Regions from separate parts of the Homo sapiens genome. Here regions 2 and 3 are each linked to region 1. A link is a contact called in ENCODE Hi-C or POLR2A ChIA-PET data. All regions are on one chromosome and are shown on one strand. The core of a region is the stretch at or near the end of the contact, and the rest is flanking DNA. Distances in the headings are between cores, read along the strand shown.

Region 1 (4,496 bases), core at 589-3,088:
ATTTTTTTCGTCGCTTGGAGACTAGCTCTAAATATTATTGGTAAAGACTTTTGCAAACTTCCTGCAAAGCTCCTACCGTACCACTAGAACTTTTAAAAAGTTTTTCGTAGCTTTCTTTCCTCCAGATCTATACAAGGTCCATTCCCCCGCCCTCCCCACCCTCCCCAGGTTTTCTCTGTACAAAAATAGTCCCCCAAAAAGAAGTCCAGGATCTCTCTCATAAAAGTTTTCTTGTCGGCATCGCGGTTTTTGCGTGAGTGTGGATGGGATTGGTGTTCTCTTTTGCAGCTGTCATTTGCTGTGGGTGATGGGATTTTTTTTTTTCCTTTTTCTTTTTGAGCGTACCGGGTTTTCTCCATGCTGTTTCTTACTCTCCTCTTTTGCACCCCTCCCATTTCCCTCGTTTTTCTTTGAAAATTTCTCCCCCCTCCAGTTCGCTGTCCGGCCCTCACATGTGTGAGAGGGGCAGTGTGCCGTTAATGGCCGTGCCGGGCACCGGGCCGCTCTGGTAGTGCTGGGACATGTGAAGTCTGCTGGGGGCGGCGGGTTCCGGCACCTCGGCGCCGGGGAGATACATGCTGATCATGTCCCGGAGGTCCCCGGCCTGGCAGGGCGCCCTGGAGTGGGAGGAAGAGGTAACCACAGGGGGGCTGGAGCTGGCCTCGGACTTGACCACCGAACCCATGGAGCCAAGAGCCATGCCAGGGGTGCCCTGCTGCGAGTAGGACATGCTGTAGGTGGGCGAGCCGTTCATGTAGGTCTGCGAGCTGGTCATGGAGTTGTACTGCAGGGCGCTCACGTCGTAGCGGTGCATGGGCTGCATCTGCGCTGCGCCGTGCGCATTGAGGCCCGGGTGCTGCGGGTAGCCCAGCTGGTCCTGCATCATGCTGTAGCTGCCGTTGCTCCAGCCGTTCATGTGCGCGTAACTGTCCATGCGCTGGTTCACGCCCGCGCCCAGGCCGGCGCCCACCCCGACCCCGCTCGCCATGCTATTGCCGCCGGGGGCCAGCAGCCCGCCGGGCAGCGTGTACTTATCCTTCTTCATGAGCGTCTTGGTTTTCCGCCGGGGCCGGTATTTATAATCCGGGTGCTCCTTCATGTGCAGCGCTCGCAGCCGCTTAGCCTCGTCGATGAACGGCCGCTTCTCCGTCTCCGACAAAAGTTTCCACTCGGCGCCCAGGCGCTTGCTGATCTCCGAGTTGTGCATCTTGGGGTTCTCCTGGGCCATCTTGCGCCGCTGCCCGCGGGACCACACCATGAAGGCATTCATGGGCCGCTTGACGCGGTCCGGGCTGTTTTTCTGGTTGCCGCCGGCCGCCGCCGCGGTGGAGTTGCCGCCGCCGCCCCCCGAAGTTTGCTGCGGGCCCGGCGGCTTCAGCTCCGTCTCCATCATGTTGTACATGCGGGCGCTGTGCGCGGGCCCGGCCCGCCGGCGGCCGCCGACCCTCGGCCCGGCCGGGACTTTGGGGGGCCCGCGGGCGGGGGGAGAGGAGGAGGGGAGGCGGGCGGGGGTGTCGGGAGCGCAGGGCTCCGCGAGGAAAATCAGGCGAAGAATAATTTGGGGGAAAAAAAGAGAGAGGCAAACTGGAATCAGGATCAAAAAAAGCGCTTCCCTCCTCCTCTGGCCGATCCTGCCGCCGCCGATGATTGTTATTATTATTTTTTGGAAAGGCTTAAGCCTGGGGCTCAAACTTCTCTCCCTTTCTTTCTCTCTCCTCTTCTTTCTCTCAGTCCTAGTCTTAAAGAGGCAGCAAACTACTTTCCCCCTTTTGCAAACACTCTCTTCTCTGCCTTGACAACTCCTGATACTTTTTTGAACAAGTTAATAGACAACCATCCATGTGACGGGGGCTGTCAGGGAATAAATGGGTTTCTAGCGACCAATCAGCGCGCGGCGGCTCCTCCACTCGAGCCCAGCCTCGCTGCCGGGTTTTGCATGAAAGGGGGCGGGGCCTCCCGCGCCGCCGGCCGCGCGGGGGAGGCCGGGGGAGGAGGGGGCAGGCGAGGAGGGGGAGGAGGCTCCCAGAGCCAGCCTGCCAGCCACTGAGAAACCTTTGTATCCCCTCTCGCAGCAACAGGTCACACCACACGCCTTTTCGAAGGAAGTGGGTAAACAGCACTAAGACTACGTGGGTTTTTTTTTCTTTAAACTTAATATTGATTTACTTTTTGGTGCAGGGTACTTAAATGAGGATGGGACGCGGGAAGCAGCTAAGGTGCGGGGGTGGGGCAGGGCACAGTGGGTGGCTCAGGGCGGCTGTCCAACTCGTATTTCTGGAAACAGCCAGTGCAGGAGTTGGTGTGTCATTGTTCTCCCGCTCATCCACAGCACTCCCCCCCAACTCCAGCCCCTCTGGTGCCGCTCCCGTACTGCGCTCTTCCGCTCTCCTCTCTTACCTTACAGGTGCCAACACTCTCTCACGCCCTTCTCACAGTCCCGACTAGAAGTTAGGAGACCCAAACCTCTGTCCTCAAAACCTTCCTTGCTTCCACGTAACTTGCTCTGTTCTTAAAAATAAATCCTGCTCGGACCATAAGGCAGACTCTAGAGCTGAGAACCAGCAGGCCTTGGTAAGCTGCCATCTCCCTGTCCAACTCAGCTCTTTGGCCCAGGAAACTGCAGCTCTTCCTCTTAGCCCCAGCCACATCTCCCACTAGACTGTCTTCATTCAACCGTAGCAAAGGGGATGCTTCTACTGTCTGCCCCCACTCCCCATTCCCATCCCATGCCTCCCCGTAAGAAGGGTTTCGGTCGTGCGGCTTTCAAATGGGGGCTGGGGAAAGACACAGACGGAAGGGCGCTCAAAAGTGCAGGCGATGGGGGAGGGTGATTTCAACTTCCTGGCATCCCACGGCACTGTATGGAGGTGGCTTTTGGGCCGCAGTCACAAACTCCCTCCCACGCAGAGTTCCCAGGACTCCAGCAGAACCAGCCCTGGCATTTTCCCCGTAGATTTCCATTGTGGTGGCCGCAAAGCCCAGGCCGCGCAAGGCTGGGGCTGCGCCGCAAAGGGGCTCAAGGCCTGGGAGGCGGGGTCGATGCTCTCCAGGCACAGGTGCAGGCAGCGCACACTGGGAGAAGGCGGCCGGGACTGGGGAAGGGGGAGCCCAGCAAGGCCCGGGTTAGAGGAGGATGAGATGGGGGCGGGGGTAGGGGCTCAGGAATCTTGCCCGCCCAGGACCCAAGAGGGTAATTTTAGCCGCTCTCCCATTGTCCCGACGTAAAGATTTCAATAGGTAGGCGCTCAATGCGGAGGGCAATGGCAGCACGTCCGTTACAAATAGGTAGTTTTGTTTCTCTTGTTGTCGCTACACGGAGTCAAACAAAGCCTCGTCTAAGTTTCCTTCCACTCTCTTGTTGGGATCTTTGTGGCTAAAATGCACTTGACTACAAAGGGTGGGGTGGGGGGGAATAAAGAAAAAAAAACCTGATGCCATTTCTTTTTTATAAAGGGCTTAAACCATCAGGGTTACTTATTTTCTTTCTTCTGTAACACTCTCTCCGCCCCCTCCTCCCCTGGTCTACCCTTACTCACCCTAAGAAAATGTACTGAATAGTATCTACCAGCCACGTTCCATTTATTATCTTTACAAAACGGTGCATTGTTTTGTTCCTTACTAACCTTCTTCCCATAATCACTCCCCCGACCCCCAATTTCTCCAATCTCTGCCCTCCCTAGCCTGTTACTGTCAAACTCACACTAAATATACCCACTGGAAACTCAGAAAAGTTGTAAAAAAAAGAATTCTGCAGACTTTCCTTAAGTTATTTCCAATCAACCTTCCTGCCCCCCGAAGGTTCTCCTTTTTCTCTCAAGTTATGGCTTGTTTTAGTTCTTGGGAACCCGGAAAGGGTGAGATTGGGTTTCTCAAAATGCATACATATTCGGCGCTCTTCAAAATACAGCACTGTTTTCTGTTTAATCCAGGTGTAATATTAAGGTAAACACGGACCTGGAGATTAGGAAAGAGAAAAGGTTGAGAAGATCTGGGGAAGAGAAGGCGGCCACCGGCTTTTCAGCGCGGCTGGTTTCAGGGATGTGGCTGGTGCGCCCCCTGCTGGTAGATTCGCTTTTCCAAGACTATTGCTTTTACCTTTAAAAGAAGGTATTTGAAAATAATTAAAGTAAAAAAAAAAAAAAGAGGGGGATGGAAGATCAGACTAATTATACATAATCTAAACAAAAGAAAAGTTAACATATCTTATAAGCTGCGGAACCAAATCATAAGAATCAGATTTAATTTGCCTAACTTAGAAATATACATACAACCTCGAGGTAAGTGGGAGGTTAGACCATGGGAAAAAATAGGTACAAATTATGAGATTCAACATGTGAATGAATTATGATTGTCCAGACGCCACAAAGGGCAGACCAAGAATTCACTTTATGATTGTGTATGCATCGGTCTGCTTAATAGCATTATTCTAAAAACTTTAAAAAGCTTGTGGATAATTGTTTGAAGAAACAACCAAGGAATTGGTGTGGATAAGGGTG
Region 2 (4,496 bases), core at 1,486-3,985, 800 kb after region 1:
GTTCTGAATAAGAAAAACTATGGGGACAGAAAACACTCTAGAAGCTGGGGTTGAGGAATGGTTGACTGAAAAGGGCATGACGGAAATTTGGGGGCTATGAATCTTGATAAATGCTGACACCACCACAGTTAAAGTGACAGTTAATCTTGATAATTGTCAGCATTTATCAAGATTCATAACCGTACACCAAAAAAGGCTTATTTTACTGTATGTAAATTAACATTAACTTTTACATTCTAATGAATAAAAAGCAATAAACTTCTGTGCAATAAGCCAATGGTTTTCAAGTCAGCAGTTTAATAGGATAAAAATATACTGGGGATCACAGAACTACTTCAAGCCCCTCATGTTAGACAGAGAGATTTGTTCAGGGGTCCATTGTTAGATAATGGTAAGGTGAAGTACAGACCTAGAATTCTCATCTGTTTACTTCAAATCCAGGACTCTTTTCCACTCCGCCATTCTCATTCTTCCAGAGTTCTGAAGACCACAGTTTCCACAAAGTGCATATGCAAGTGGATTATGGCTGGACATAAAATTCCAAATGTTCAAGCGTACATGATTTCAGTGCACACACAGGTGGCTAGTGTCCTTTCCAACCTTTGTCAAAGTACCAACTCACTTTGTGAGGCAAAATGAGTAATGGAGTCAAAGTCTAAGTAGAAACAAGCAGTAGATTGTAGATATGTATAGAGATCAATTATAAATACTTCAGAGTTCCAAAATGGGGACATTTGATTCATTGTGAATTGACTGGAAAAAAAAAATACCGTGAGAAACCAAAGTAAGACTGCAAACAATCTTTACTAAAATTACCTTCACCTTATTAAAAAAAGGAAAAAATATCTTGCATAGCAGGCTATTGACAAATATACTTTGCTAAAAATAGTTGTCTACCACATGCATGATGCAGAACCATGAAATAAAGCAAAATAATCACTTTATTTTTTCCAATATGCAAGAAAAAATGCATACCTCCCTTATACAAGAACTACAGGGCCAAATAGTGAGAATTTAAAACTTTTCGGGAAAGGGGTGGGGGGTGATGCAAAACGACTTATCTACAATTGATAGGAAAAACATAGATAAGTCTATTCTTTTCGCCGTCTTACCCAGCGAACTGTATCTGCAGTAGTCCAGGGAAAGCAACCACCAGGTTTCAATAACAACAAAAGTCAATTAACTATGTACTCAAATTTCACCTAGGTCATTGGTCTGACATCAAGTCTTAAACCGAGAACGTCAATGTTAACTACTCACGCATTAACATAAAGTCTCATTTCCAACAGGCACTGTTCCTACTTTAAGTTTACCACCTAAGGAGATTTAAACTTGCAAAAAGCTTAGGGGGATCCTTTATACGCTGTGATTCCCCATTATGCTGGTACCACGTGACAGTTAAACCAAATCCACAGAGCTAATCAGTAAACTAAGAAAAGAAAATCAAAATGCTGAAAATAGAAAATCGTGGCCAAATAAAATAAAAACCCATAGGATAAAAGGTACGCTGAAATGAAAACCTGTGAGAATTCACTTTGCATACGCACAATACTCATGTATTAGAAGAAGGCCCTTCATAAAAATAGCCAAGACTCTCAAACATTTGAGATGCTGGCTTAGTGAGATTGACTGACAGACAACAGCTGGGGAGATTCTGTATTGATCTTCTAACAACCTGGCGTATTTCGGGAAAATAAGGAGAAAAGAACGCTATAGTGGCAAAAAATAAACTATTAGGATTTCATTTTCAGATATGTGAACGCTGAATGCCCCACCAAATTCCTCTACTCTATTCCTCTTACGTTTTTCAGCCCCGATTCCATAGTAATGGATGTCCTTCCTCCCAAGCAAACAAACAAAAAACCTCGTGGGAGAAAAAACAAAACAAAACAAAACCTCCCTCCAAAAACAGGGGCAGTGATATAAAGAAATTAGTCACCTCTCCACCTATCTCCCTGATCCATTTCGCATTTTAAATCTTACTTTAAAGCTCACAACTCTCCTTTTCTTCCGTAATAGAGGGGCTAAGGCGCCGCCCAATTTCCCAGGCCGCAAAAATATTCCAACCCGCCACAATTCAAGGTTTTCTGCTTTTCTGTATTTGATCCTAACCCTCAATCCGGTACCCCCATTCTCCTCAGACACTAAAGATTTGTTGGCCCAAAACTCAAATACAAGGGTGAATTCCAAAGATTCCGCGATACACCCGCCCCAAGGGGTGGGGAGGGGTCGGAGGAGCGGGCTGAGGAGCTCCCGCCCGGCCCAGTTCGAGGGGCGGGGGAGCGGGTGAGACCACACAATCCCACCGCCTCCTTTCACGACTCCCCCACCTCCCAGAGCTCGGGCCTGCTCCGAAGGAGCTCCCGCCGCCCAGCAGCCACTCAGTTGCTTCCCACCGGCCCGCCAAGAACCGCACTAGCAACCAAGAGGGTTCATAACTAGGAAAATGCAAGAGGTGTCCGACGTGTTGTTTCAAAACATAACGGAGCCCCGGCCCCCGAGACCGTTAAACCGCGGGTGGAGGGGGGAGAAGCAAGGAATCCAGCGGCCTCGAGCTTTGGCCTGGCTGCCTTTCCGACCCCAAACCTCACTCTCTGGGACCACCAACCCTCCCTCAAACGCGCTCCAGCACCCAGAACACTCGACAAAGTGGCAAAACGGTCAGTACCTTGTAGAAAGCCCCGTTAGAGCCGCGAACCTCCACCGTCAGCTCCGCCATGTTGGAACCGCAAAGGCCGCTGGGAAGAGATTCTAGAAACTTTCCAACCAGAGGGGAGGAGGGGGGAGGGGCGAGAAGGAGGCGGGGAAAGGGGAGGGGAAAACAGGGCTGGGATTGGGATCCCCCGCCCTTCACCCCTGGGGTCTCAACGTGCCGCCCCGACTCTCCAGGTGGGATCCCTGCGCACCCTGCATCACCGGCTTTGGGCTCCGCCTGCCGCCGTCTACGTCGGATTTGCCTCCAGACACAATCGCCCGACCTTTGTTGACCCGCCCCTAGGTCTCCGCCCCACAGTGCCCGCAGTTCGCACCGCGGCGGCCGAGTAGTGCCTCCAGCTGCCACAGAATGAACTGCCCAGGCACAGCCTGCCCGGCGCATCGGCATTCCCCTGAGCTCCGGCATCCTGACCTTAAACTTCTGGAAGTGCTGGCTGCCCTGGAATGGCTTTCTCACCCACTTTTTGGGCTCCAGTTGCCCTGGGGAAGAGGGATGCCTACAAAATAGACATACTGTTGTGCCCCAAGTTATTTCGCCCCGCTCTTTTTTTAAAAAAAGTTGGGCCTTCTCTTCACTCAAATTCCACAGTTCCACACCCCCTCAAACAATTTGGCCTAGCCCTCTCCCCACCTGTTACCACTTTAGCTCTTTAAAAGTCAAACTGAGTATTTTCAGGGCAAGTAATTGTGTTCACACCCTAGAACAGAGTTTAGGTGAATTCGCCTTATTAAAAGTAGTCAGACAAACTTAATAGAGCAGGAGACCACGTTTTCCTCTGTTAAATGCATGCAAATTTCCGCAAATAGGATCAAAGCAGAACCATCTCCAGTTTTGTAAGCATAACAAATACTTTGGGTATGGATTTTAACAACTTAATACTGAAGCTCCTTCCCTAAGCAAGGGCTTTGGAAAATAATACTATAAGTGCTCCTTGTTATACTTACATTATTACCGTTTTCGCAGAAAAACTTAAGAAAGGATACTTTGCTAACATTCTATACTTCCCATGAAACGCCCACTGACCCAGTTTTTCAGATTCTAAAAAAATAAAATGTACACAACATTTTATGAGCACGTCTGCATCTCTGAAGATTCTGGGAAAAAATGAGGGCTGTGAAAGTGCTCACTGTTGTTATGTACAGGATATTCTATTTATTTATTTATTTAGAGACAGGGTCTCACTCTGTTACCCAAGATGGAGTGCAGTGGCGTGATTACGTGGCAGCCTGGACTTCCCAGGCTCAGGTGATGCTGCCACCTCAGCCTCCCGAGTAGCTAGGACTACAATATTTATTTTATTTTATTTTATTTTATTTATTATTATTTTTTTAGACAATCTCGCTCTATCGCCCAGGCTGGAGTGCAGTGATGAGATCTCAGCTCACTGCAACCTCCGCCTGCTGGTTCAAGTGATTCTCCTGCCTCAGCCTCCGGAGTAGTTGGGATTACAGGCGCGCACCACCACACCCAGATAATCTTTTTGTGTTTTTAGTAGAGATGGGGTTTCACCATGTTGGCCAGGCTGGTCTGGAACTCCTGACCTCATGATCTGCCTGCCTCGGGATTGCAGGCATGAGCCACCGTGCCCAGCCTATGTATTCACTCCCGGCCTATTTTTTTTTTTTTTTTTAAGACAGGATCTCTATCGCCAAGGCTGAAGTGCAGTGGCACAATCATAGCTCACTGTAACCTTGAACTCTTGGCCATCCCACACTGGGCTGGGATGTTCTTTTTAAAGTGTTGATCATCATGAGAAAAATGTAAACAACTAAATGCCCAT
Region 3 (4,496 bases), core at 1,248-3,747, 720 kb after region 1:
GCATTTAGTACAATGTCTGGCGTATGGCTTTTAGTTGGTGGGGGAACCCCTTATTTGCCTGGCATTATAGTTCCAAGTGTGGATTTTTGCAGTGATAATTTCCAAACTTTAGGTGATGATCAATTAGTGGGCTGTGAGTTTAGTAGGTTTTCTAGCACTTATTTTTTTAAGAAACAGAAAAGACCAGCATGCATTTCATGAAGTAAGGATAAGTATTATCTCATAAATAAATCTACTATGTATATCTGTGCGTGCAAGTATGTATTTGCTCCTTGGGTCACAGTGTAAAATATATTTCTTACTAAGGATGACAGTCAAAAAATGTTTGAAAGCCACAGTGCAAGAACACTCTTAGCTACCGCTCTCAACTCTCACTTATTTCTTCCCAAGGAGAAGTGACTTACCTGATTTAAAAATTTGGGATGAGAAACTAAGAAGATGTGCTTGAGTCCTTTCTCATTCTTTTGTCCCTACCCCCTCTTTTGTCTTTTATTACTTTCTATAGTAAACTAAATAATGTGTTCCAAAGATTTCAGGTCCTAATACTTGGAACCTGTGAATGTTACCTTATATGGCAAAGTGTTGGAAACTATGATTAAGTTAAGGATCTTAAGAAGGGGAGATTATCCTGGATTATCTGGGTAGCTGGTAAATGCAATTACATATATCCTTTAAGAGGAAACCAGAAGGAGATTTTACAAACAGAAGAGAAGGACAATGTGAAGATGGAAAAGTTGGAGCAGAGTGAGATTTCAAGATGCTGGCTTACAAGACTGCAGTGATTCAGTCACAAGTCAAGGAATGCTGGCAGTCACCAGAAGCTAGAAGAAATGAGGAATGATTATCCATTCATCAGTCAGTGGACATTTAAAAAGATTACTTTTCAAGGCTGTTTCTAGGATCTTGGCAGGTAGGTAAGAGGCAACCAGACTTAAGATTCATGAGTGAGGTATCATGAGAATGAGGAAGGCTTCTACACTCCAATTTGCACTCTGGCTTCCCTCATAATAATAGCCCCACACTGAGTGATGACCATAAGCAGAACACAATATGTGCATAATCTCTACGTTCACAAAAACTCGGCAAGGTAGTTATCATTACCTTCATTTTACAAATGAGGAAGAAACTCAATCAGAAATAACTTTTCCAAGTCACAGTATTAGTAAGTGACAGAGCCAGGTTACCTCCAGTTTGATCTGCCACCAAAAAAAGAGCTATCTCCAGCTCAACAAAATGTCTTGCTGTGTTGCTACTCCCAATTTCCTGAGTCTGGGTTTTGTAAAGTCTCAAAGCTAATTAGAGTCTACTGTAAATCTATTCCTCCAGAAACTGCATTACACAGTTTGTACATACCAAAAATATGCATAATAAATTTTTCCAGATAGCATTCTAGCTTGTTGATGCCAATTTGGTCCCAAGGTCTTATGCCTCACTTGATTATTTATTTTGTAATTGTTGGGTAAAAACCAGATAAAAGAGAGGCAAAAGAGGAAGTTATAAACTTAATGCTAGTGTCTTAGTGCTGGATGTCACCTTAAATCATGTGTTGACAATAAATTACATCACAAAAACCTTAGCGCTAGAAGAGCTCTTGGATTATCAAATGCAAACTGCTTTTACAGATGAGGAAAACAAACCCAAAAATTTTGCATATTTGTTTAATAACTAACAAACTCATCAAAGCAGAATTGCATTGCAATGTAAACGGATATTTAACACTGTAAATTCTGAGTGGGAAGTAACTCCAAACTTATTTTGATCATGCAAACGTTGCATTGTAAAATTCCATTATTGTCTCCATTATTTTTTTCTTCTCAAGCATTTATGTAGGGATGTATGAAACTGATGTCCACGTAAGGGCAAAATCCAGCCCTACTTTTTATTTTGGGTGAGGAGGAAAACTTTTAAATAGCCCTTTTCAGTTGTAGGATCTTGACATTCCATGTTCAGAATATGAACTGTCTTTAATCCCATTCTACAAAACGAAAACCCAAATATTCACAAAGTCTTGTCAAGTCACATCCTTAAATGAAGTTCTTTTACATTAAAAAATGCTACCGAGCAATCCCTGAAACACAGTGTGGTTGGTTTCATTTGTTTTTCTGGGCATCTCGTTTCCTACACTGGGTTACAACATATTTGTTTGGGTTCGTGGTGGAAATGTCACAGCATGTTTAACTACATTCATTACCCTTGACAATTATTAACATAAAATAAAGGCAAAACGAGGTGCTAAGATGTAGGGGGAAAAAATCGGTCTGAGTAAGGCTGCCCATGCCCTTCCCTGCAAGAATTTCCAAATACCCACCGCCCAGGAGCAAAGGACAGAAAACACAGAGAAGCCCCACCCCTACACCCAGAAATAAAGAGATCCGCCCACCCTTCAACCAACCCGAAGTCGCTTTCTCCGCTCTGTCCACTGCTTGAGCGACTTTCCTTCTCCTCCGCGTCCCCTTTTACGACAGTTTTCCGGCCTAGTTTGCGGCTGCTCCTGCCGTGTTGCGTAGGGCGCCTGTGCTTGAGGTTGGGGGTTGCGTCGCTCTCTGGTAAAGGCGTGCAGGTGTTGGCCGCGGCCTCTGAGCTGGGATGAGCCGTGCTCCCGGTGGAAGCAAGGGAGCCCAGCCGGAGCCATGGTGAGTGCGGCCTTCCGGTCTTCTTGGCGACCTCCGGCCCAGGCCTCAACCTCAGCTCCCCGCCTCGGAGGTGTGGAGTTGAAGTTGTGCTCCTTAGTGCGACTGCGGGCGGGAGGTTTCGGTTATTGGGGAGTCACACTCACCAGGACACAACCCTGTTGGCTCGCTCTCTTGGGGGTTTGTGTTTTTACATCGTCTTTCTGCACGGTTCTCCAGCTTCTTGTCCGCACGGGCTCTGCAGGTGTTGCTTGCCTGGAACTCCTGTAAGGTCAGAGGCTGTCATGGACTCGGAGATTAGTGGAAACGTATTTGATTATAAGTGCCCTTGCCCTAACACATCTTCACAGCACTAGCTCCACTTTGCTATGTCCTTCTCTTTGGCTTTTGCTGACAGATGTCTTCTCCATGCTTCCTGAACATATTTGGGCCTGTCTTGTTAGGAAACAACAGGGCAGTGCCAAAGGTATTAGTCTCCTAGTTTAGCCCACGTTTAGCCTCGAAAATGCGTTGTTAGAATTTTACAGGAGCCGTCTGTAAACAGTTTTTCCTTCTGTAGCAGAAACCTTATTTCCACATTTTTTTTTTTTTTTTTGAGACAGAGTCTTGCTCGGTCGCCTAGGCTGGAGTGCAGTGGCACAATCTTGGCTCACTACAAGCTCCGCCTCCCGGGTTCGCCATTCTCCTGCCTCAGCCTCCCAAGTAGCTGGGATTACAGGCGCCCACCACCACGCCCAGCTAATTTTTTTTTTTTTTGTATTTTTAGTAGAGACGGGGTTTCACCATGGTAGCCAGGATGGTCTCGATCTCCCGACCTAGTGATACGCCCGCCTCGCCTCCCAAAATGCTGGAATTACAGGCGTGAGCCACCGCGCCTGGCCTATTTCCACTACTTTTGATTGAACTTTAATGTGACTTAATTTGTCTGGTGATGAAAGAAGTTTTCAAAGGGAGGGAATCATCTTTTTCACTATTGTAAAGATAAATAAGCAAGTCGAACTTGCCCTCTTTCCCATATGATGAATCCTGTAACTTTAATGCATTCAGCATAACAGATGCAGTAGTTTTAAAGATTACTGGACAGAATATTTCCGCCTTAAAAGTTGTTTCTCTGCCAGGCATGGTGGCTTATGCCTATAATCTTAGCACTTTGGGAGGCCAAGGTGGGAGGATTGCTTGAGGCCAGGAGTTCAAGACCAGCCTAAGCAACATAGCAAGACTCCGTCTCTTAAAAAAAAAAAAAAAAAAAGAAAAAAAAAAGTTGTTTCTCCTATTAAAATGCAGTTTGTAATGAGTTGGGGATGGAAGAATGGGCAAAATGAGAAAGGGTGGGAATTAGAGAAGTAAATATTTACTCTTCTCCCCCTTACCAGGCCAGTACAGTGGTAGCAGTTGGACTGACCATTGCTGCTGCAGGATTTGCAGGTTTGTTTATGGTTTGGGGATGGAAGTGAAGTCGGGGAGATTGGAGATTTAGTTTACTTATTCTGTTGCTTTTGGTTTTAGGCCGTTACGTTTTGCAAGCCATGAAGCATATGGAGCCTCAAGTAAAACAAGTTTTTCAAAGCCTACCAAAATCTGTAAGACTTTGTTAATTCTTTGCTGCTTCTATTTGAAACCTAGAGCCACACTTAGGGAAGGGTAAATTTCCAAATATCCATGAAGTTCTAAGTGATTGCTTTGGACCCATTCTCCTGCTTCCTGCAAGGAGAGTATAGAAGTTCTGAACTTTGTGATGGTGCTACCCTGAAACATCAGATGTTATATGTGACAGAGTTGGATGGGGTTTTGACAATTCTAGTACCCCACTAGACCCAAGTTTCACTTTTTCACATACCATCACCTTCAGCATCATCTGTACATATT

Evidence for each region. Hi-C counts contacts between places; a loop is a spot of excess contacts on that map. ChIA-PET counts read pairs that join two places held with the same protein, here RNA polymerase II (POLR2A). Pooled maps may share reads with other maps.
Region 2: a map of testis shows a loop between it and region 1 (6-fold over the local background). The contact joins the promoter of FXR1 here to the promoter of SOX2 in region 1. A Hi-C loop is called at or near these places in 4 of 168 maps with a recorded cell type or tissue (GM12878, K562, endothelial cell of umbilical vein and 1 more), 3 of 37 single-sample maps with no recorded cell type and 15 of 50 pooled maps. POLR2A ChIA-PET finds 5 or more read pairs at or near these places in 2 of 52 experiments (BJ and WTC11).
Region 3: a map of endothelial cell of umbilical vein shows a loop between it and region 1 (2.8-fold over the local background). The contact joins the promoter of DNAJC19 here to the promoter of SOX2 in region 1. A Hi-C loop is called at or near these places in 1 of 168 maps with a recorded cell type or tissue (endothelial cell of umbilical vein) and 9 of 50 pooled maps. POLR2A ChIA-PET finds 5 or more read pairs at or near these places in 1 of 52 experiments (activated T-cell).

Annotation. Positions count from the first base shown.
Region 1 is chr3:181,709,267-181,713,762 of GRCh38, reverse strand. SOX2 (SRY-box transcription factor 2) reads right to left here and starts at 1,838. Exons shown (of 1, transcript NM_003106.4): 1 at 1-1,838. The coding sequence starts at 1,402. The coding sequence ends at 449. All of the region lies in intron 6 of SOX2-OT (SOX2 overlapping transcript), which reads right to left. RefSeq lists enhancers at 1-848, 849-1,702, 1,703-2,555, 2,556-3,409, a silencer at 1,938-1,997 and a promoter at 1,577-2,610.
Region 2 is chr3:180,910,909-180,915,404 of GRCh38, reverse strand. FXR1 (FMR1 autosomal homolog 1) reads right to left here and starts at 2,735. Exons shown (of 17, transcript NM_005087.4): 1 at 2,669-2,735. The coding sequence starts at 2,719. RefSeq lists enhancers at 2,464-2,553, 3,124-3,273, 3,089-3,744 and silencers at 2,704-2,803, 2,810-3,104.
Region 3 is chr3:180,987,737-180,992,232 of GRCh38, reverse strand. It overlaps DNAJC19 (DnaJ heat shock protein family (Hsp40) member C19), which reads left to right and starts at 2,497. Exons shown (of 6, transcript NM_145261.4): 1 at 2,497-2,633; 2 at 4,004-4,055; 3 at 4,137-4,210. The coding sequence starts at 2,631.